Regions from separate parts of the Homo sapiens genome. Here all the other regions are linked to region 2. A link is a loop called in an ENCODE intact Hi-C map of the cell type or tissue named here. Cell type or tissue: dorsolateral prefrontal cortex. All regions are shown on one strand. Links, peaks and the distances in the headings refer to the core of each region. The heading gives the core; the rest is flanking DNA.

The links. Hi-C counts contacts between places; a loop is a spot of excess contacts. Peaks named below come from ENCODE experiments on the same cell type or tissue, not always from the same donor. Only the 100,000 strongest peaks of a DNase experiment are listed, where the experiment ranks them.
Region 1: a loop joins it to region 2, with 2.0 times the contacts of the local background. A loop is called at or near these places in 4 of 110 quality-filtered maps.
Region 3: it touches region 2 in a loop (2.8-fold over the local background); 4 of 110 quality-filtered maps call a loop at or near these places.

Annotation. Positions count from the first base shown.
Region 1 is chr17:73,827,192-73,834,553 of GRCh38, reverse strand. It overlaps LINC00469 (long intergenic non-protein coding RNA 469), which reads left to right and starts at 6,017. Exons shown (of 4, transcript NR_027146.1): 1 at 6,017-6,106. RefSeq lists enhancers at 4,179-4,678, 4,679-5,180, 6,171-6,680. In dorsolateral prefrontal cortex, for the core only: no CTCF peak of the experiment used is centred there; a DNase peak (open chromatin) is centred at 2,699.
Region 2 is chr17:73,768,030-73,775,391 of GRCh38, reverse strand. The region is part of intron 2 of LINC00469 (long intergenic non-protein coding RNA 469); the gene reads left to right. Among named protein-coding and RNA genes, the nearest start is that of LINC02092, 15 kb to the left of the region's middle. RefSeq lists enhancers at 4,159-4,658, 4,659-5,160. In dorsolateral prefrontal cortex, for the core only: a CTCF peak has its summit at 4,620; a DNase peak (open chromatin) is centred at 4,701; H3K4me3 peaks cover 779 bases; H3K27ac peaks cover 866 bases.
Region 3 is chr17:73,716,313-73,723,674 of GRCh38, reverse strand. No RefSeq gene overlaps it. Among named protein-coding and RNA genes, the nearest start is that of LINC02092, 67 kb to the left of the region's middle. In dorsolateral prefrontal cortex, for the core only: CTCF peaks have their summits at 3,679 and 3,879; DNase peaks (open chromatin) are centred at 3,385 and 3,814; H3K27ac peaks cover 970 bases.

The sequences.
Region 1 (7,362 bases), core at 1,068-5,067, 60 kb before region 2:
GCAGGCGTTGTCTCTTGATTGGGGTCCCTCACCCATCTCTTTGGCCCTAGTTCTGTCTTGTCTCTCTCCGCCCGCCTCTTATCTATCACGCTCGCTTTTCCTGCCTTCTCTCATTAGCGCTGGAAGGGAAATGCGCCACTCCAATTCTCCGGCTGCCTCCTCACTGCTGTTGAGCTTCAGAGCACAGTATTTAAATCCTGTTAAATAACCTGTTTTCATGGGCAATCACAGCCAGGTTAGTAAATTCCCCACACGCTCACGCTTTAGACAAAACCGACATCCCAGGTCCACAGAAAATTGGCCATTGTCCTTTAATGGTGAAATTGAACTGAGCAAATGGTGGCACTTTAAAAGAAAGTCGTTGCCATTCACACAAAAAGTTCAGCCTACTGCTCTGGAAATTTCCAGTTCACAGCCCATTTCTCTCCAGGTATAAAGGAGAAAATAAATACCCTTGCAAGGCAAGTGATTAATTTCAGCCAGCATTTTTGAGGCTCCTGCTGATGGCTGGCTCTCGGGCTCTTAATCGGTGGCCCTGGCCAGGTGGGGGGTCCCATCTCTGGGATTTCAAACTGGCAGCTTCTCTGCTTCCACGTGACTGCGAGTCACAGGAGGAATATGCCTCTTGTCATGCTCCAGAAGATGGAGAGGCAGTGAGCGGAAGAAGCTGGGAATTACTCATTTTTTTTCATGACTCTAATGGGCTACGAACCTAGCTTCTGTCATGTTCTCCACCACCACCTCCATGCCTTTAATAGGCACCACTGTGTGCATGGCTGCACATTAAGGGGACTGTAGAGAGATGCCAAGAGGTATATGAGCGTGCCTCCATTGGTGAAGGGATTCAGTAGCTTTATTATTATTATTATTATTATTATTATTATTATTATTATTATTATTATTTTTAGAGACAGAGTCTCACTCTGTCGCCCAGGCTTGAGTGCAGTGGCACCATCTTGGCTCACTGCAACCTCTGCCCCCTGGGTTCAAGTGATTCTCCTGTCTCAGCCTCCCAGGTAGCTGGGATTACAGGCGCCTGCCACCATGCCCAGCTAATTTCTTGTATTTTTAGTAGAGACGGGGTTTCACCATCTTGGCCAGGCTGGTCTTGAACTCCTGACCTCATGATCCATCCGCCTCGGCCTCGCAAAGTGCTGGGATTACAGACGTGAACCACCACACCCAGCCAGTAGCTTTATTTGATCCTGAGGGTGGCTCAGAAGATGCCTAGACTTCCTGCCACTAGTAGATGGTTTAGATCCAAGCCTTTAGTTTTTTATTTTATTTTATTTATTTATTTTTTTATTTTTTTGAGATGGAGTCTCACCCTGTCACCCAGGCTGGAGTGCAATTGCACTATCTCGGCTCACTGCAACCTTCACTTCCCAGGTTCAAACTTCTGCCTCAGCCTCCCGAGCAGCTGGTACTACAGGTGCCTGCAACCATGCCCAGCTAATTTTTGTATTTTTAGTAGAGACAGCGTTTCACCATCTTAGCCAGGCTGGTCTCGAATTCCTGACCTCGTGATCCTCCCACCTCGGACTCCCAAAGTGCTGGGATTACAGGTGTGAGCCACTGCGCCCAGCCAAGACTTTGGTTTTTGTTATACGTGGGCAGCACCCAGAAATGGCACTCATCTCCCATTTGCCCTAAACCAATAACACCTTGTGAATCAGTCATCGACTACTGTGTAACAAATAACCCTAAACTTGGTGTGGCCTCAAACAACAACCATATACTCAGTCTCAATTCTGTGGTTTGCCAATTTACAGTGGACTCAGCTGGTCTGAGATGTTCTACTGAGCTTCACTGAGCTCAGCTGCATTCATCTGCACAACTGCTGGGTGGGCTGGAGGCTGGTTGGCCTAGCTGGGCCATGGGCTAGTTCAGGCTTGTTCACAGGTGGTCTTAGTGTTCCACGGTCAAGAGTGGAGGCTTCATGGCCTTAGAGTGGACACATTGTCACTTCTACCAGCTTCTGTTGACCACAGCAAGACAAATGGCCAGTTCAGATTCAAGGGGTGGTGTAGTAGTTTGAATAGTGTCCCCAAAAAATGCGTGTCCATCTGGAACCTCAGAATGTGACTTTCCTTGGAAATAGGGTCTTTGCAGATGTAAATAATTAGGGATCTCCAGGTGCAAACATCCTAGATTTAGAGTGGGCTCCAAATCCAATGACCGGCATCCTTGTAAGAAGAGAGGAAGACACAGAGACAGAGAGACACAGTGAGAAAGACACACAAAGTCAGAGGCAGAGATTGGAGTGATGGAGCTACAAGCCAAGCAAGTCCAAGGATTGACACCAGGAGAGAGATCTGGAGTGGATTCTCCCCTAGAGCCTTCAGAGAGAGCATGGCCCTTCCAACAACTTGACTTTGGACTTATTCTGTTGTTTCAGCCACCTGCTTTATGGCAATTTGCTACAGCAGCCCTAGGAAGCTAATATGGGAGGGAAATAGACTCCAGCTCTTGATGGGGGAAGATGCAAAGTCATATTGCAAAGGATGAGAATACAGGAAGGCAGGGGGAAGTAGAGCCTCTTTTGCAATCTTGCACCTTGGTTTACCAGTCCCCACTTTGTTCCTGGCAGGTGTCTTAAAACCGAAGAGCATCACAGAATGCCAGACACCAGACACTCACCACACGCAGTGGGTGCTATTTCTGCACCAGGCTCCAGAGAGTGCGTTCCTGGGTGCTGACGCTCCTACAGCTGCCTCCTCTGCAACAGCCTCTCTTCCCTGTACAGATTCCTCACCACATCCAGCCAAATTGCCTTCATCTCAGCAGAGGCTGTAGAAGGCAGACGGCCAGGAGAGTGGGGCCGTCAATGCACTGGGTACAGCAGTGATCCTCCAGGATTTTCAACACCTCAGGTCCTAGTGGCCTGGGATGATCTGACCCCAGACACCCTCCCCAGATGCAAGTCCATCCCCAATGCACAGGAAGGAATACATCTCTGGATTGACTAAAACATCATACTGGAAAGGAAGTTTGACAGAGGAAGGTCATTCTCATTCCACAGGCACTTCAAAGACAGGCTTCTCTCTTGGGAGTCGAGCTGTAGCTTCCATGAAGTTTTCAGCACGTTTTCTGAATACCCACCTGTCATCGATGCTTGGAGGTGCAAAGTGGGTTGGATGACTGAATCCTGCCCTTGAGAGCTGACACTGTCACCAACGTTGTTGAGATGGGCTGGAGTCACCCACTGAGCACTCAGTGACTGGTACGCCAAAGGCCAAGGCCTCACGGTGGACACCATGATGAAAACAACATACAATTAGATGGGAGGAAAACATTCTGTTCTTCTCTGGCACAGAAGAGTGGCTATTGTTAATACTAATGTACGGAATATTTCAAAATACCTAGAAGAGAGGACTTCGAATGTGCTCACCGCAAAGACATGACAAATATTGGAGGTGATGAATTTGCTAATTACCCTGATTTGATCCTTACACAAGCTATACATGTGTGGACACATCACACTATACCCCATAAATATGTACAACTATATGTTCTTTTTAAAAGATGGAAACGATGCCAATGTCCATCAACTGGTGAATGGATAAACGGAGTGTGTGTGTCCATATGATGGGATCGCATTTGTCCATGTAAAGGAAGGAAGTGCTGATACACGCCACAGCGTGTGTTGGTGGACTGCTCGGGGCCCATGCACACCTTGTGTCCAGGCTTCCTCTTGCAGGACCAGGATCTTCCCTGTCTCCTTCCACGTTGCTGAAGAGTCACCCTGCATCAGGCAGTGGATCACAGTGGCAGAGTGATGAGCTTGATAGACAAGGAGCAGCCTTCAGGGAGCTTTCACCCAGTAGGGGAAATGGATGAATAACCAACAACAACACCTACTTACAGCTTGTGAAGGTGCCAAAAAGAAACCAGAAAGGTGCCCTGGGAGAGGGGAGCTGGGGTGGGGATAGTGGGTGAGAAGGAGTTGAAATCTGAGCTGGGACATGAGGAACTGTGCTATACAGGGTTGAATAGTGCCCTCCCCTGCCCCCACCACCATTCATATTTTCTCCAGGAACCTCAGAATTTTTTTTTTTTTTTTTTTTTTTTAAAGAATCAGGGTCTTAGTGTGTTGCCCAGGCTGGTCTTGAATCCTGGCCTCAAGCAATCCTCCCACCTTGACCTCCCAAAGTGCAGGGATTGCAGCGTGTGCCACCATGCCCTGCCAGAATATGATCTTATGTGCAAATAGGATCATTGCAGATGTAGTTAATGTGAGGTCATACTAGAGTAAGATGGGCCCTTAACCCAATATGATTTGTGTCCTCATATGAAGGGAGAAGAGACACAGCCATGCACAGAGGAAAGACAGTGAAAGCACAGACACGCAGAGGGAGATGGCCTCGTGACAACAGTGGCAGAGGCTGCAGCGATGCAGCTACAAGCCAGGGAACCCGGAGGATTGGTGGTAACCACCTGCAGCTGGAAGAGGCAAAGAGGATGCTCTCCCACAGCCTTCAGAGGGAACAGGCCCCTGGCAAGACCTTGACTTTAGAGCTGGGCCTCCACAATGATGAGAGAAGCCATTTCTGTTGTTTGAAGGCACCCAGTTGATGGCAATTGGTTACAGCGTCCACAGGAGGCTGAAACAAGAGCGAAGACTGTTCCAGCAGAGGGAGGAGCCAGCGCAGATGACTTCACGAGAAAGTTCCTAGGCCTGCTGGAGCAGCGGCCGGGACGCCCAAAGGAGCGGGAGCCCTACAGGCAGGCAGGGATGGTCCCAGAAGGAGTTGGTGCCCAGCCACAGGGTCTTGTAGACCATGGTGATGATGTTTGTTTTATTCTAAGAACGCTGGGAAGTCATTGAAGGATTTTACAAGAAAGATGAAACATGATTTGAAGTTCATTTTTGAAAGATCGCATCAGCTGCTCTGTGAAGAGGAGTTTTGAAAGAGGCAAGAGAGGAGGCAGGACAGCCACTGTGGCCTGCAGGTCCTCAAACGATTACACAGAGTTACCGTGTGACCCACAGTTCCACTCCTCTGTATAGACCCACGAGAAACGAAAACATATATTCATACAGAAACCTGTACAAAATGTTTAAAGCAGCATTATTTGTAATAGCCCAAAGATAGAAACGACATAAATGTCCACCAATGAATCCATACAATGAGGTAGTTATTTGGCCATAGAAAGGAATGAAGTGCCGATAGGACAGCATGAATGAACCCGGGAACCATCACGATAAGTGAAGGAAGCCATTCACAAAAGACCACGGATTGTATGATTCCATTTAGACAAAATGCCCAGAAGAGGCAAATCTCTAGAGACAGAAAGTAGATTACTAGTTGCCTAGGGCTGTAAGGGTGAGCGTTGGGGAGGGGAGATAGCTGAAGGGTCAGAGCTTCTTTTTGAGGTGATACAAATGCTGTAAAATGGACCACGGTGACGATTGCAGCTACATGGAATATACTAGCAACCATTGAATTGTATACTTTTTTTTTTTAAGTGAAAGCAAGCTTATTAGAGAAGTAAAGAAACAAAAGCATGGCCACTCCATAGGCAGAGTAGCCTGAATTGTCCACTTTAAATGGGAGAATTACATAATATATGAATTACATTTCAATAACGCTGTTTAAAAGAAAAAAAAAAGAGTGAAATCTCAGAGGAGGCCACTGAGCACTCTGGTGGAAGAAAATGGTGACTTAGGCCAGGGTCATAGAAGTAGAGACAGCAAGAAGGGATGAAAACAGTGGATTGTGGAGGCCGAATAGACAACCGATGAATAGGTCAACACCTGCTGTCCATCTGTACGAGGGAATATTATTCAGCCATAAAAAGAAATGAAATGAACCTTGCTGCAACATGATGTTAGGTGAAATAAGCCAGACACAAAGGCCCCATATGGAATGATGTCACTTACACGAGGTTTCTACAATAGGCAAATTCATAGAGACAGAAAGAATGGAGGTTACCAGGAACTGGGAGGAGAAAAGAATGGGACATTATTATCTCACAGTTCCAGAATTTGTTTGGGATGATTTAAAAAAAAAAAAAAAAGCTCTGGAAATAGATCATCAGGATGGTTGCACAATGTTTTGAATGTAAATGCCACTGAATTGTACACCTTAAAAGGGCTCAAATGGTAAATATTATGCTATGTATATTTTACCATGATGAAAATAAACGTACAAAAGTGAGACAGCAGTGAGTCTAGGCCTCCCTTTTAAGAAGCGATGGCATCAAAGAGAGCAGAGGAAGAGAGATGGAAGTTAGGAAGGGGTTTTTCAAAGAGCAGATTCACGGGAAACGATTCATTCGTGCAGGAGAGAAAGGATGAAGGAGGAGCGGGGTCCCTTGAATGTCCACAGGCAGAAGACGAGGGCAGAAGGGGAGGAGGTTGTCTTTGTGGCGGACAGAGGAGCTGTGAATAGGGAGGGAAACAAGGGTGTGCCTTCCGTTTACTCAGCACAGGAAGAAGCAAGGCGAGGAAGAACAGGCTCCTTTTTGAAATGCAAAAGCCTGTTCTTATCTAAACACTCTTGCATAAGACAAACAAGAGCGCTACCCAGTTGGTGACTTGGGACAGGAATGCCTGCCACCCTCTTAAACGTTCTCTCCCCTCCCCTAGCCTAGACTGAAGACCTCGGCCTCCAGCTTCTCTCCCAGACCCTTTCTTGGCTGGATGAGGTCACTCACCCCTTTTGAAAGCTCCACAGGCATTTCTGGACCAAGTTCCCTCACTCTTTTAAATGGTTCTGTAATTGCTTCATTCGCATAAACCTGCCCTCCTGGGCATCTGAACAGCCCCAGGGCAGGGCCTGACTGCAGAGCCAGCTTCCTTACGCCAAGGCCCTCGTGCCTGCGTCCCTCCTCGCCTTCAGCCATGAGGTTGCCTGGCCAGCGGTGGGGGTCGCCTGGATCGTGGGGATGTTCCCCCCACCCACCTGGCCCCACCAGTGAAGGGCCCCAGCTGACACCATCTCTCTTGTTTCCTGTTTTCCTGGGTCAGACCCAGCTGGAGGTCTGCAAATTCTGAAGCAGTTCTCAACCCTGGGTGCACATTTTAATCATTTTTTACAAAATACGAATGCCTGATGTCCAGCCCTGACACTGGTCTGCTTGGTCTGGGGGTGAGGCCCTGGAACGGATGTGTTTAGATTTCCCATGAGACTCTGATGTGCAGCCAGGGTACCAACCTCTGCTCTAAAGCAGGTGAGATTGCCCTGGGGACTTCATTAGAATCAGTGCCCAATTCCTCCACCCCCGCAGAGATTTCGCTTCTGGAAGTCCAGAGTCGAGGTCCAAGAATCTGTGCATTTTAACAATACAGCCCCCAGGGGAGCTTGATGAAGGTCCCTTGGGAAGTTCAGGGCATGGTGCAGGGGACACTGTCTCTCT
Region 2 (7,362 bases), core at 2,218-6,217:
CAGTCCTACTCGGTTATAAATATCTATGGAGTGCAATACCAAATAATTGTGGGGCATATTTCACCCTGCCTGTTGAACACATTGCAAGAAAGGAATTGATCCCTGCTGTTTCATTTATTAGATGGTGTAATACCACAAAAATCGTTTCCACAGTATCCCAAACTAAATCATTTATTCTTGACAAAAATCCAATAAAGAGCTCAATCCTTCTCCATAGGCAGATAAAGCACAGATTAATGGGACTGCCTAGATCAAAAAATGCTGGGAAAATGAAAGCAAGATAGAGAGAGAAGCCTCCTTCCTCCTCCTCACTTCCCCAAGACTGCCTCGGCTCAGGGTTTTATTACAAAAAGCCGCCTAAGTATTACAGGCTAATCCGTAAATCCCAGCCTAGTAAAATATGTGACGGATTTGTAAATTGTGCCCTTTACAAATCTGATTGAACTTTTTTTTTTTTTTGGCTGGGAATTTTGCCTTTCTCCTTTTCCTCTTCTTCTCACCTTGTCCCATCTCGCTGGGTCCCCAGTGACCCGGAACCCTGCATCTGACAGTGTGGGCCCCCAGCACTGGCAACATTCCTGGTATGTTCAGCCCTTCCATGACCCTTCTATGACTTGACTGACAGAGGGTGGAGATTGTTGGTGGTACGAGAGGCTGAGAAAACCATCATTCTCTTTATTTACCATCTAAGGGGAAATGAGATTCAGATGGGGCCAGGGCCCCAGGGCCAGGCGTAGCAATGTCAGGGGCACAGGGCATGCTTGCAGCCAAGTATGAACGTGGTGAAGGATTTGTACATTGTTTCCAGTGGAGACAGGAGTAGATCAAGCTGGTGACCTTCAGATCCACAGACTGGCTGCTCAGAAGAGCCTTTGCCTTGGCTGGGCGCGATGGCTCACGCCTGTAATCCCAGCACTTTGGGAGGCTGAGGTGGGCAGATCACGAGGTCAGGAGATTGAGACCATCCTGGCTAACACGGTGAAACCCCATCACTATTAAAAATATATATATACAAAAAATTAGCCGGGCATGGTGGCAGGCGCCTGTAGTCCCAGCTACTTGGGAGGCTGAGGCAGGAGAATGGCGTGGACCCGGGAGGCTGAGGCAGGAGAATGGCGTGAACCCAGGAGGCAGAGCTTACAGTGAGCCGAGATCATGCCACTGCACTCCAGCCTGGGTGACAGAGCGAGACTCCATCTCAAAAAAAAAAAAAAAGAAGAAGAAAAAAAAGAAGAGCCTTTGCCAGCAAATCTCATTCTGCCCACTGACTTGAGCCCACTACCTTCAACCACCCAGAGCAGGTGGTTCTCCAGGGTCCATCCACTGTACCTGGTCCACACTGTCCTTGGCGTGCACTCCATCTAGGGTACCAACCATCTCAGTGTGCCCGAGACTGATGGGGCTCCCAGAAGGCAAGACTTTCAGTGCTAAAAAGTCTCAAGCAAACCGAGATGAGTCACTCGCTGGCTGTGCATCCTCTGCCTGAAGTTCTGGGCCTTCTGCACCCTGAGAAGAGCTAATCACTCAGGCCAGCTTTTAGCTTTCTCTGCCTGAAACCACTTCCCTTGCAGAAGCAGAAAAGTGCCCGAGCAATAGCATGGGCTTGGTAGTCATCCAGCCCTGGGTTTGGGTTCAGGATACCCGTGGCCATTGGAAAGTCACATAGCCTTTCTCGGCCTCAGTTTCCTCATATGAAAAGTGGAGATAATAATACCTACTTAATTGGATCATTGTGCTAATTAAATGAACAACAAAAGTGAAGCATCTAGCATAGAGTAAGCACACGGCAATATCATCATCATCATCATTGTTTGAACACATCTCCTTAAGTAAGACTGAAAAAGAAAAGTATGACAATGGTGAAAAGCCCTTTGAAAGCTGGTGCAATGACAACCCCCCGACCATCTCACTAGAGATATAGCTCCTTATTCTTGCAATCTGAGCACTGGCCAAAGCCCAGATGTCAGTCTTTAAAGGAGCCAGTAATGCGAGCCGCTGGGACGCAGATGATAGGATGGAAACCAGGTCTTTCTGCTTGGTGCTGTGCCTCACATAGTTTCAATCTATGGGGCTATACCCCAGCGCCCCAGGAAAACGACTGCTTCCTCTTCTTACAGATTTTACAAAGGCAAAGGAAAGAGCCACCTGGGATGGTTGCCCTATCAACTTTCCTCAACCACCGCCCCCTACACACTTAGGCCTGTCCAGCATGGAAGCAGGGCTAGAGAAACAAGGAAAGGAGAACGGTCCTGGACCAGCAGCCTGGAATGGCATTTCACAGGCTCTAGAAATGTGATAGAGAGTACCAGCCCTGCAAACAAGAGTGCTGCTCCCTGATCCTGCTCATCCTGTTGCCGTCTGGGGGTGAAATTGTCTTCAGAATTCTAGATTGATTGACTGCTGGGAAGTTCGTCCTGCTGTTCCACCTCCATCCCTCCCAAGGATGAGGGTGCCTTTGGAAGGGACAGGTGCCCATGCTTGGGCAGACCCATATACATGCAATCATACTCGGTTACAAATACCTAGAGAGTGCAGTGGAGGCAGTGGGGCAGTGGAGAGCTCAGGACCTTTTCCAGGTCCAAGAGCCTAACAACACTGCATCTTGCTTGGGTCCTAAGATAGGCCTTCTGCAATGAGGCAGGGAAACTAGGAACAACTTGTAGATAGGGGATTTGCCTCCCCAGAACACTCTAAAAAAGTGGAGTTCCCATCTGCTGTGTTTCTGAAAGCAGAAGGAGTGGATTCTGTGAGCTCAGGCTGCTCCCACAGAGCCAGGGTCCTCCTTTTTGTCCCTTGGAACATCCAGTTGGCGCCTCCACTGCCCCAGTCAACCTTTATCCCTCTATTTCCTGCTGAGAGTTAATCTTATTTCCTGCCTTCTGGGTGTTTAGCTTGGCAACCCAGAGAGCCACTCAGCTGGACCTCTCCCATTCTGCTGATCACAGCTGGGAGAAGGTTAGAGAATGTGACTCCCACAGCCATGGCCCTGGATGGGGTCTCCCGGGCAGTTTATCCTGCCATTGTGGTTCTTGGCATTGAGATGCAACGATTCTAGTTCTGTTATTGAGGGGGTGCTGTGTGGGTGTGAGGGAAGCAGGTGATCGGTCAGGGGGTTGAGGGGCAGTTGCCAGGGTGTGGGAGGGGAGGGGGAAAGCTGTGCCCATTACTCTTTTGTGGACTTGGAGGTGAAAAAAAAATCAATGAGACATCCTGTTTCAACTCATCCTGAGTTCAAGTTTAAGGGCATTTGAAAAAGTGCTCGTTTTCTTTTCTGGGGTGGGTGGTCATGACATGAAAGAGGACGTACCAAAGGATGGGGTTCCCATTCAGTGGGAGGTTTCATGGTGTCATCCCTCCACCCATCACTCAAAAGGCCTAAGATCTGGGAGGCAAGATGAGGTCTTTGTAGATAGCACAGGCTGGGGTCTAGGTTTGGGAGCCCCTTGGTCATGACCTGGCTCCCATTCCCATACCCCTGTTGCTCCATCGAGAGCCCATAGATCAACCACCAAAGCTCCATTCAGGGTCTTGTAGATTTCGTTCCCTCATGGAGGATTTTAAAGGGAAGGAGGGCAGCTAGCAAGGCCAAGAGGCATGAGAAGCAGGGCCCCTGTGTTACCACCACACCAAAGCTTACCTGAGTGGAGCTTGGCAGCTCTGTTCCCCCTGATTCTCCCAGGCATCCTTCCAGAAGTCCTAAAGTCAAAATGCCAGAGATCTGGCCACGTGGGTTCCTGCTAGCTTGTCCCAGCCAGCACCCAAGAGACCACAGGGCATGATGAGTAGAGGGAGTGCCAGAGCAAACTCATTGGACTCAGGGTGAGCATCTCAGTAATTTCTTATTTATTGGCCTCCTCCAGTCCCACAATCACTGGTTCTGCTCAATATTTTATTCTTGTTGCACCTACTCAGGCGGCAGAGCTGCAGGCATTTTTGATAAATGGATTGAAAGGTTTGTCTACTTTTGCTGAAGCTTCCATAAGTGCCTCTGTATCCTCCACTGAAATTATATTTCCCAACTTCCTACAGTGATTTCTCTCCCCTCGTGACTCCTCTCTTCCTATTTGCTAGGTCTTGTGCACTCTGTCTCTCTCTTCTCCCCATCTCCTACAAACACATACACACACACACACACACACACTCATGCAGAGATGCCCATATCCATGAACTCACAAACTTAACTACCCCTATGACCACTCAGGGGAGCAATATACAAGGGACCAGAGAGTATATCTATCCATTGACAGGGACGCACATACAACAGCCATGCACACAGTACATCCCCTCAGGCACACGAATATAGATGCACACATGAGCTGTGGCTTGTGATTGAAATCTCCATGCTGCTCTTTCTAAGCTCATCCAGACTCAGACCCTGATGGCAGGCTGCAGAGACCACAGGTCCACCCTGAGCAAGGGAGGACACAGATGGGCAGACGCCAAGGAGAAGCATGGTGCCCCAGTGATCCCCGCTGGGGACCCCAGTGAGCCTTCGAAGAGCCCTGCCCCATCAGCGGGCTGACTCCCCCAGCCCTCCTCCAGCCCTCCTTCATCCTCACCCGCCTGCCTGGCCTCAGCAGCCCCAGTGGGCCAGCTGGAGGCTTTATCCCAGCCACATCTGAAACAGCTCAGGAGCTGTGCCTGGCCGCCAGCCGTTTCCATAAATAACTTGCTGGGCCTGGCTCCTTGCCCTCCTGGTGATGTCATTGGCCTTGGCCCAGATGATGAGGTCACAGGCTTCCCTTCCCTCGCCACTCCCTTGGGGTGGGATGGGGGAAGCATGAGACCTTCTTCACAGAGCCTGTCTGCCGAGAACCTGCCTGTCTGCGCCCCATCCTGTTCCAGCCCGGCCAGGCAGTGGATGTGGGTTCTCCACCATCTGGGACTGCCTGCATGGTGGTGCCAGATGGCAGCCTTCCCCCTCCTTGTCACCAGTTCCTGAACAGCCTCCCAACTTTTCCATCTCCCCACTGCCTTCTCCCCTTGTCATGATGTGATTTCCAGGGGACAGTGGACTTGGTGCCCGGATGGAGCTCCCCCTAGGTCCAAATCCTGGCTACCCCACCCACTAGCTGTGTGACTCCGGACAAGATGCTTCACCTCTCTGTGCCTCTGTTTTCTCATCTTTAAAATGGAGGCACTGATAGGACCTATCTCAAGGGTTGTCGTGAGGCTGACATGGGCTCATACCTATAAAACACAGTGCCTGGCGCATTAGTAGACAAATAAATTGATTCCATGATCACACTTCCCTGTGCCTGCGTGTGCTGGGGAGAGGGGAGGCTCTTGCTTTGTGCATTTTCAAATATGTGGCAGGCAGAGGCACCCGTGATCTCCTGTCTGTGGCTCTCACATCCCCCACAGTCACCAAAGATTCCATTTTCCCAACTTGGGCTCTCCCCATCGCCTCATTCTATTCCAGTGGTGGCCCCAGCTGATTCCCAGAATCATTGCTTTGGTCCTGGAAGTGGGAATGGCCAAGATGTGAGAGGGTCTTTGAGAGCTCCAAGGTGTTCTGAGGCCCCACAGCCACCCCACTCCACAATTACCTCCAATAGAAGAGAGCCAGACTCCCTCCCTGGCCAGCACTAAGGTCACCAACATGAACAGTATCAGACAACACAGAATGACCAGCCAGGAGCCCGTGGGCATTGGCTCCAGATGTGTGAGTTTGGAGAATGCCCTGCGGAGGCCATGGGGAGATGGCCGTCTCTGGACTGGAGAGTGGAGAAGTTTCACTGTGATTTCATCACTGTGCTGTTGGATATGACAGCCCTGAGCCACATGTGGCTATTGATCACTGGACACTGGGCTAGTGAGGTGCCTGAAGTGTGGGATACACACAGGACTTTTAGGACCCAGTATGAAAAAGAGATGGCAAGATATCTCATAAATAATTCTTTTATATTTATTATGCATGGAAATCATGGCATTTTTCATATATTGGGTTAAATGACGTATGCTATTGTGAGCAATCTCACCTGTTTCTTTTCACTTTTTTTTAATGTGGCTGCTGGAAAATGTAAGGCTACACGTGTGGGTTGCGGTGTCTTTCAATCAGGTAGCCCGGGCCTGTTCTCTCACTGAGTGCTAGAAAACATTCTTTGGCTCCCATCCCGAGGGTTCTGACTTGGTGAATGTGGTGTCTTCCGGAGCTTAGGGCTGCTGCCTTCAGCCAAAATATGCCCGCACCCCTTCATCAGTATCTGGAGAAGACCGGGACTGGGCACTGTACCAGGTGCTCTGGTTTCCTCCCCACGTGTGGTCACCGCCTGCCCACCATCCTGAGCTCAGCCTTATATATTTAAGGGGGGGCTCCCTAAATTTGGCCAGAACACCCCCAGGACATCAAGCACTCAGTGCCACGTGGCCCCTCCTATTCTTCCCGCCACAGCTTGTAGCACCTGCCTAGAAGTTGTGCCTCTCTTCTCCCTTCATGTAGATCTTATTCATGCTTTAAAACCTAAATCAGAAGTCACCTCCTCCATGAAGCCTTCCTGGACCCCTCCACTGGATGAGTCACTCTGGACCATCATAATACTTTGCCTCAAACTCAGTGAAGCTGTTTCTCAGAGTGTGTGTCCTGATAGAAGGTGTTACATGCCAGGCCATTTCTGTTCACATAAATCTTCATCACAATCTCAAGAGGCAGAAAGTAGGATTATTCTTATTTTCTATATGAGGAAACTGAGGGAGAAAGATTAAGCATCTTGCCAAGGTGGCAGAGTTTATAGTAAAGAAGCAGAATTCCTGCCCATGGGGTCTGATTCCCAGGTCATGCTCTATCTGTCATGCCTGATGGCCCAGTCACAGGTAGCATCATTCCTGGTACCCCCCCAAAAGACAATGACAGTATTGAGAGTGGGGCCCCAGTTTATCCATCACTGTAATCCCCATGTTATTCACTCAGGTTTAGGCACACAGTAGGTGCCCAATAAATGTGGACTGAATGAAACCAGCATTTAGTTATTAGCCTTACTGTGCTTTGAAATTGGGTCCTAGTACCCATGTCCCCAAGGCCAGCCCTGGCCATCTCCCACCCCTCACTCCACCCACCTCCATCCTGCCTTCAAGGCTCAGTGGCCTCTCCGTACCTCCCCAGGGAGTTTTGAACTGTGCTTGTTCAAAACTCAGTTATTGTCGTGCGACCTCTGTTAGCCAGAAATTAATTCCCCAGGTTACCACTACATAAAAACTCAACTCTTTTTATGGTCTCTATATGCCTTGCCCTTTCCTCTTATGCAGGTCTCTCTGTACTTCTAGGGAATAAATAAATACAGTGTAACTTTTAGCAGACTTTATCCACTGTAGCCCTCCGGGCACCGTGGGGCCTGGAGCCAGCTAGAACCCCAGCTGCATCTG
Region 3 (7,362 bases), core at 1,431-5,430, 51 kb after region 2:
GCTACCGAGGATGGAGACATCAGTCCTATTTGCTTTGTTCTCTGTCCAGATCCTGTATCCTGGACAGAGGCCCCCTGGGAGTGGCTACTGAAGATTGCTATATCCTTCTCAACTCAGATGAGGATTCCCCATGTCAAATTCAGGAACACGAATCACGTGATACTCTGCTTCAAAACCTCACAGTATGGCAAAAACCCTTAGCTTTTAGGCAGGGTGAATGATTATATCTGCTATTATAAATCACAAAGACCTTTCTTATCGAGGTATCTGCATATCTGCTGCATGGTTATTGGTGTCAGGGAATCAGTTTTAAACTGTAAGTCCCCAGGGAAGATGTGGAAAGCATGTTGCATCTTGGGTGTCAGCTCTGGATCTCGGCATTCGTGGCTGCCTGCTGTATTGGAGTATGAAGAAGGATTCTGAGGCTGTGTCCCAGTTGAACATAGGAATATCATGAATTACATCTGCTTGGGCCACGGGAGATGAATTAGTGAAATCCTTGACTGGTATCTGTCAGTCTCGTCCCAGAGGGTATCAGAAGTCTCAGGGTGTCTCTCGCTGCAGAGCCTTGGCCTAGTGCCCTGCTTGAATGAACGTTTGGGAATGACCCTGGGAACACTCTGCATTGCCTACAGGGCTCTCCCTCCAACTGCAGTACAGTCTCACTGCAAAGAGGGCACATTGTTGGCTGCCTGTCATTGGGAAGAAAATTGGACAAGTCTGGGACCAAGAGATAGCTTGGGTGGGCAAGATACCTTCTCAGAATAGCATCAGCCCTTGAAGAAATGGTCTGCCCCTGCCTGGTACCAGGCACAGCTGTGATACATCCAGAAAGATACATGGACATCCTGCCCCTCTCTTCTTCCTGTCTTCCTCCATCAGACCTCAGCCTCCAGCTTCTCAGGCAGGACAGCAGGGAGGCTGCCTCTCCCTCTTACTCTCAGAACCTTACCGTGGCCTGCTTATTAAAAGAATTCCACCCTTAAGGAATGCCTAATGTAAATGATGAGTGAATGTGTGCGGCAAACCAACATGGCCCATGTATACCTATGTAACAAACGTGCACGTTGTGCACACATACCCTAGAACTTAAAGTATAATAATAATAATAAAAAGAATTCCACCCTTAGACAGAGAGGCAGCAATGCAGAAGCTTTCTTGGCTCCACAGTCAGAGCTGCCACTTCTGTGGCAGGTGTTTCTTTGAGGTCTGTTTGGTCTCTTCAGTCACAACCACCCACCTCAGACAGGATGTTGTCTGTTCTAGGGTATCAGAGGAAGTATTTGCAAACAGGCCCATCTGTTCAAATGAGAACCAGGCTTCTCTCCCAAGCCTCACAAGGTCGCAAAGCCTGCGGTGTCAGAAGCTCTGCCGAATCCTTTATCATGTGTCTTTCCAGCCAGCGGCTGATGAGAGATCGTGTGTGAGAGATCATGTTGATTTGAAATTCAGCTGGTCCAGAAGGGGCCGGTCCTCCCTGTTGGCCATTTCAGGTCAGCTCCATAAAGGATGCAGAGGATGGGTTTTCATGATGGAAACACACGGCTGATATTTGCAAAGCTAGTTCATCCAGGAACATGAGTACAGGGTGAGTTTTTGGGGAGTGGGTGAGGTACAGGTGGCGATTAAGTCACTGTGGTGTGACTCCCATGTTGTCACAAAAAGATTGACCTTCCTGGCTGGGCACAGTGGTTCACGCCTGTAATCCCAGCACTTTGGGAGGCCAAGTGGGGTAGATCACGAGGTCAGGAGATCAAGACCAGCCTGGCCAACATGGTGAAACTCCGTCTCTACTAAAAATACAAAAAATTAGCCGGGCGGGGTGGCGGGCACCTGTATTCCCAGCTACTCGGGAGGCTAAGGCAGGAGAGTCACTTGAACCTGAGAAGTGGAGGTTGCAGTGAGCCGAGATCACGTCACTGCACTCCAGCCTGGGCAACAGAGTGAGACTCTGTCTCAAAAAATATATAAAAATAATTAAAAAAAATAAAAAAAGGCCAGGCACGGTGGCTCATGCCTGTAATCCTAGCACTTTGGGAGGCTGAGGTGGGCAGATCACGAGATCAGGAGTTTGAGACCAGCCTGACCAACATGGTGAAACCCCATCTCTACTAAAAATACAAAAAATTAGCCAGGTGTGGTGGTGCATGCCTGTAATCCCAGCTACTCAGGAGGCCGAGGCAGGAGAATCACTTGAACCCAGGAGGCGAAGATTGCAGTGAGCCAAGATCATGCCATTGCACTCCAGCCTGGGCAACAGAGCAAGACTCTGTCTCAAAAAAAAAAAAAAAAATTGACCTTCCTGATTCTATGACTGAACCTTGGCTGATGTCATGATTACCCAGAAAACAATCCCACTGGCTGAATTATGAAGTTAAAGAATCCGAACCCCAGAAGTTCCACTTCGCCAGTGACAACAGCCAATGAATGAACCATGTCCACAAACCACGCTGAAGCTAAGCCTCCGGACCGACTGCTCCACTTTTCCCTTAGATTTTGTCTCAGTGTAGTCCTATATGATGTCAAAATAGCTACCTAGGTTCAGCCCAAATCTCTGACTCTGGAATATGGAGGTTTAAATGGCTTAAAATGTTCCTGTATGGAGGCAGAAGAAAGAGACAGAGGAACCCTTCCCTTCAGCAACTGTGGGGTTGCTTCTTATAAAGGGCCGATTTTGTGCACTTTTTCCGAATTTGAGGCACGTTCAAAGCTGATTCCAAGTAAAACTATTGAGCAGTTCCACTTTTAATGTATTTGTCCCACAGGTTCTTGGTACCTGTTTGAACTGCCCTAAAAACAATCCCTAAACCCATAGACCTTTGCTGTCACTGGTCTTAGTTCAGGTTCACCCAAAAGCAGGTCCTGGGAGAAGGATCCAGTACACCTTTAGGAGATACAAGACCACAGTCAGGGAGGCGGGAGGGGACACAGGGAGGACAGGCAGCAGGGGAGGAGGAGGAGGAGCAGGGGATCAAGCCAGCACCCACGCTGGCAGCTGGAGCTTAGTCCTCCGGGGTCCTCTGGTGACCTGTAGAACAGATGCCTCCAAGTCCTCCCTGCTGAGGGCAAGGTAGCTGGGGTATTTATACACCCAATCCCCTCAGCCACCAGCTGAGTAGGCTGCTCTGGGGGAGGGTATTCATTTCCCCTCTTCTGACAAAGCAAACTTTTACAGCTTTAGAAAAAGCCCTCAGGCAAAGAGATGCAGACACTGGCAGGTGGAGTCAACAGGAGACCATGGAAGCCACCAGGCCCCGTCTAGCGCAAGCCACAGCACATTCTAGCTCAGAGCCCAAGGTTACCTTCCTGTCCTGTGCACAGGAGACAGGAGATTCAGCACCAGCGCTGGGCCTCAAGGCCTGCAGTGGCTGTTGTCTCGGGGCCCAGGGCTGGTGTCAGCCATACCAGCAGGTGGCTACGGCGGGTGACAGCCACATCGCTGCCTTCTTCCTCCTTGTGTGCCCTGTTCTATCCTAGAAGGTGGAAGCCTCAGGACACACTTACAGGAGCCTCTTTGCTCGGTCCCAATGCCTCTACCCTTTCCTGCTGCCACCTGGACCACAGAAGGCACAGCCAGGCCTGGGGCAATAATATGCTCCTAGAAACATCTTGGAAGTCCTTAAATCCATGACCAAAACACAAGTGCCCTACGGCTGGAGACAATCAAGAGTGATTACAAAAGGGCCACTGTGTCCTTTTCTTTCTGGCAGCAGCTGTTCCTGTCATGTGGTCTGAAGAAGTCCAGATGTGTTTGTGCAGGGTGCGGAGCCAGGCCCTCCCAGGAGCAGGGATGAAAGAGCGGCGGCCGGAGCAGCTGGTACACAAAAGAGGCTGGTGCAAACCAGACCCGGGGCGGGAGGCCTCGCAAGCCGCTGAGTGGGCTGGGATGTTTCTATGGACAAGGAGCCGGCGCCGCGCACAGCACGGCAAAGAGGCAGCAGCATCCACAGGCCTGGGGGCCCAGGGCTGGTGCTGAATTGCCTGACTCCCACGCCCAGGGTGGGAAGGTCACCTTGGGCTCTGAGTGGCAGTGTGCTGTGGTTTGCACTAGGCGGGGAACCCTGCAAGGACAGGCATTTTCTCCCAGCAGCAACTGGCCTTGAGCAAAAAGGCTTGTGCAAAAAGCCTGGCTGCTGCATTTGCAGCACAGAGGTCAGTGCAAATGGTGCATCAGCCGAGGAAGAAAGGCCGACGCAGGGGTCACAAAAAGACAGGGCACATCACAGCACCGGTCAGGAACTGTGAGGCGGGGGAGGCGGGGGGGGCACGTGAGAGTCCCCTGGGACAACCGTCAAGTGCTACAGTTATGGGACAGAAGTGGCTTCCCCCAAACCTGTTTCTCTCCCAGGCTCCTCTGCCTCAGTAAACAGCAACTCACTCCCCAGTTCTCAAGCTGGAAACCCTCGAATCATCCTCCACTCCTCTCTGTCTCCCACACCCCTCGCTCTAAAAGCTCTACTTTCAAAATGCATCTACAGTCCAGTCACCTCCAGCCACTTCCTCTGTTGCCACCACAGTCCAAGCTGCCGTCGTCTCTGCCTGTGTATAAACATGGACTTGCCCTCCGTCCTCTCTCAGCTGTTCTCTGACTGAAGTCTCTTCCTTGCACTCCTCTGCACTTGACCCTATGCACTTGACCTATGCACGTGCGCCTTCGACGATGATCTCTTTCTCTTTCTCCCCAGTGGAATATGGACTTTGCCTCTTTGGCTCTTCTGCTTGCCCAGTGCTTTGAACAGTGCCTGGCACAAGGTGAGTATTTGTTGAATTCATTCCAGCTGAAGACTCCAGACCCCGCAGGTGTCACTCTGCTATAGGTTTGTCTTGTCCCCTTGCTCAAGGGTCCTGAAGCAACTCCTAATATTTACCCCACAGGGGGAATGAGAAAGAAGCAGTCTTATCCTAGAATGCTGGAAGAAATACTCAACAATGATAAGCAATATGGGGGTAGGAACACTGGCACTGCACCATCTCTGTCTAATCCTCAGGGGGTCTAGCCTACACCATTGTACTATCTCTGTCTAATCCTCAGGGGGTCTAGCCTGTGCCACTGCACTATCTCTGTCTAATCCTCAGGTGGTCTAGCCTATGCCACTGTACTAGCTCTGTCTAATCCTCAGGTGGTCTAGCCTATGCCACTGCACTATCTCTGTCTAATCCTCAGGTGGTCTAGCTTGTGCCACTGCACTATCTCTGTCTAATCCTCTGGGGGTCTAGCCTAGTGCAGCTACTCCAGACACTTGCTGAGATGAATTGAGTGAACAGCCTCCCTTCCTGGTAGCCCAGGCTGGCTTCTCCCTCCTGCCTAGGGGTTTATCCTCTGTGTTCTCTTAGCTCCCTGAACGTTTTTCTAAATTAATGCATGTGACACGGTCTTAAGTATGACTCCTCTGACGCTAGCAGTGAGACTTTATTCTTGGTATCCCTGAGTCCGCCTGGTATTACTAAGTCCGTATTCTGACACATGACAGCTGCTCAATAATGTCAAATGGTGAATGAATGAATGAGTGAGTGAGTGAAAAAGTAAAAGCAAGATGGTGAACCCTAAACCAAAGTTAGCTGAAACCTCCTATAACCAGCAGGGACAACTACCACCCAAAGATGGTAGGATTAGATGATCCATCGGAAAGACAATCCCTGCCCAGGCTAATGGGAGAGGCAGATGCCCACATAAGAGATGCATGTGGATACGTCCAACAGCCACATCACAACACATGCATAGCTGTAGGCAGCAGCTCAGAACCAGCAGGTGACAGGCAGGCCAGAGCCATCCAGTAAGGCTCCCTGAGCCCTGGCAGGTCCAATCCAGGCAGAGCCCTAACTCTGTTCAATTGCAATCTGTGTTTATGGGCCCATAATCAAATGGAAACTGAAAGTTTCTCATGAGAATCATCTGTCAAAATTGCGTGGTGTCCAGGCCCAGCGCTGGGAGGCTGGGTTGTAAATTCTAAGCTCCGCTCCAGCTCTGCTCCATCTCTAGGGACATATGGGTCATTTTTCAACCCAGCCTCAATCCGAGGAACTCGATCTTCGATCAAACACTATGTCTAACAGGCTGGGTATTTGGGATACTGAATGTCCCCTGTGGGATCGGTGGGGGGAGGGGGGAGGTGGGAAAAGTGATCACGGGAGGAGAGTCCATGAGCCAAGCTCACCTATCCTACAAGCTGAGCTGCTTGCATAGCCACCTGCCTCCTGGACCCCACCTGGCAGCTGCCCTTCCCTGAGCAGACACCTCCAGGCTCCCACCACAGCCCGTGGCAACTACAGAACGCTGGACCAAAGGACCTGTAACAGAACCACCTCTTTTAAAAACCTGGTTTTCCTAATTACAAAGGAGCTCAATGTAGTAAAAGTGGAAAACCAAAAAGCACAAGAAAAAGAAAAATTGCTCATAATTCTCTACCCTGGAGGAAACCTCTTTAACATTTTTGCTGCAGAGATTTCTAGCCTTCTTTCCCTCTCCTCCCAGTCCTTTTTCTTTATAAACACACGTACCATTGTACATACTATTTTCTAGCCTGCTTTCCCTATCATTCATGCCCCCCTCCCCTGATACTAGTCCATTATGACCATTCTGCCACGTCACTATCTTTCTTACAGCACGGTTTTTAATAGCCACATTCATTTTCTTGGTCAGTCCCTTTTATTGAATAATTAGTTGGTTTCCGTTTCTCCGATAGCATAGAAGATTCTGAGAAGAACATATTGTACATAGATCTTTGTACAAATCGGAGTCTTTCCTTAAGATAAATTCGTAGGAGTAAAATTGTGCAGGCGGTCAAAGAATCTGTACACTTTAAAAAGTCATTTGATACTTTCTACACTGTCTCTCACTGTGTTTTCATGTCTTTAGAAATAGCCAACTATGAGCCAGGCGTGGTGGCTCACGCCTGTAATCCTAGCATTTTGGGAGGCCAAGGTGGTCGGATCACTTGAGGTCAGGAGTTTGAGACCAGCCTGGACAACATGGTGAAGCCCCGTCTCTACTAAAAATACAAAAAAATAGGGCCGGGCGCAGTGGCTCATGCCTGTAATCCCAGCACTTTGGGAAGCTGAGGTGGGCAGATCACTTAAGGCCAGGAGTTCGAGACCAGCCTGGCCAACATAGTGAAACTCTGTCTCAAAAGAAAAGAAAAGAAAAGAAAAGAAAAGAAAAGAAAAGGAATAGCCAACTATTGGGGGGATAATCTTAACTGGTAACCACCTTTGAGTAATAGCAGAGTAAGGAAACTTTGTATCTGCCACTAACAGGACCAGACGGTTCCTCTCTCTGCTTCCACTGGTTCATAGTTCCGCTTCCCCAGAGTCACAGTTCATCTCCTCTGGCTACAGCTCTGGAGACATGGTATGGTTTAGAGT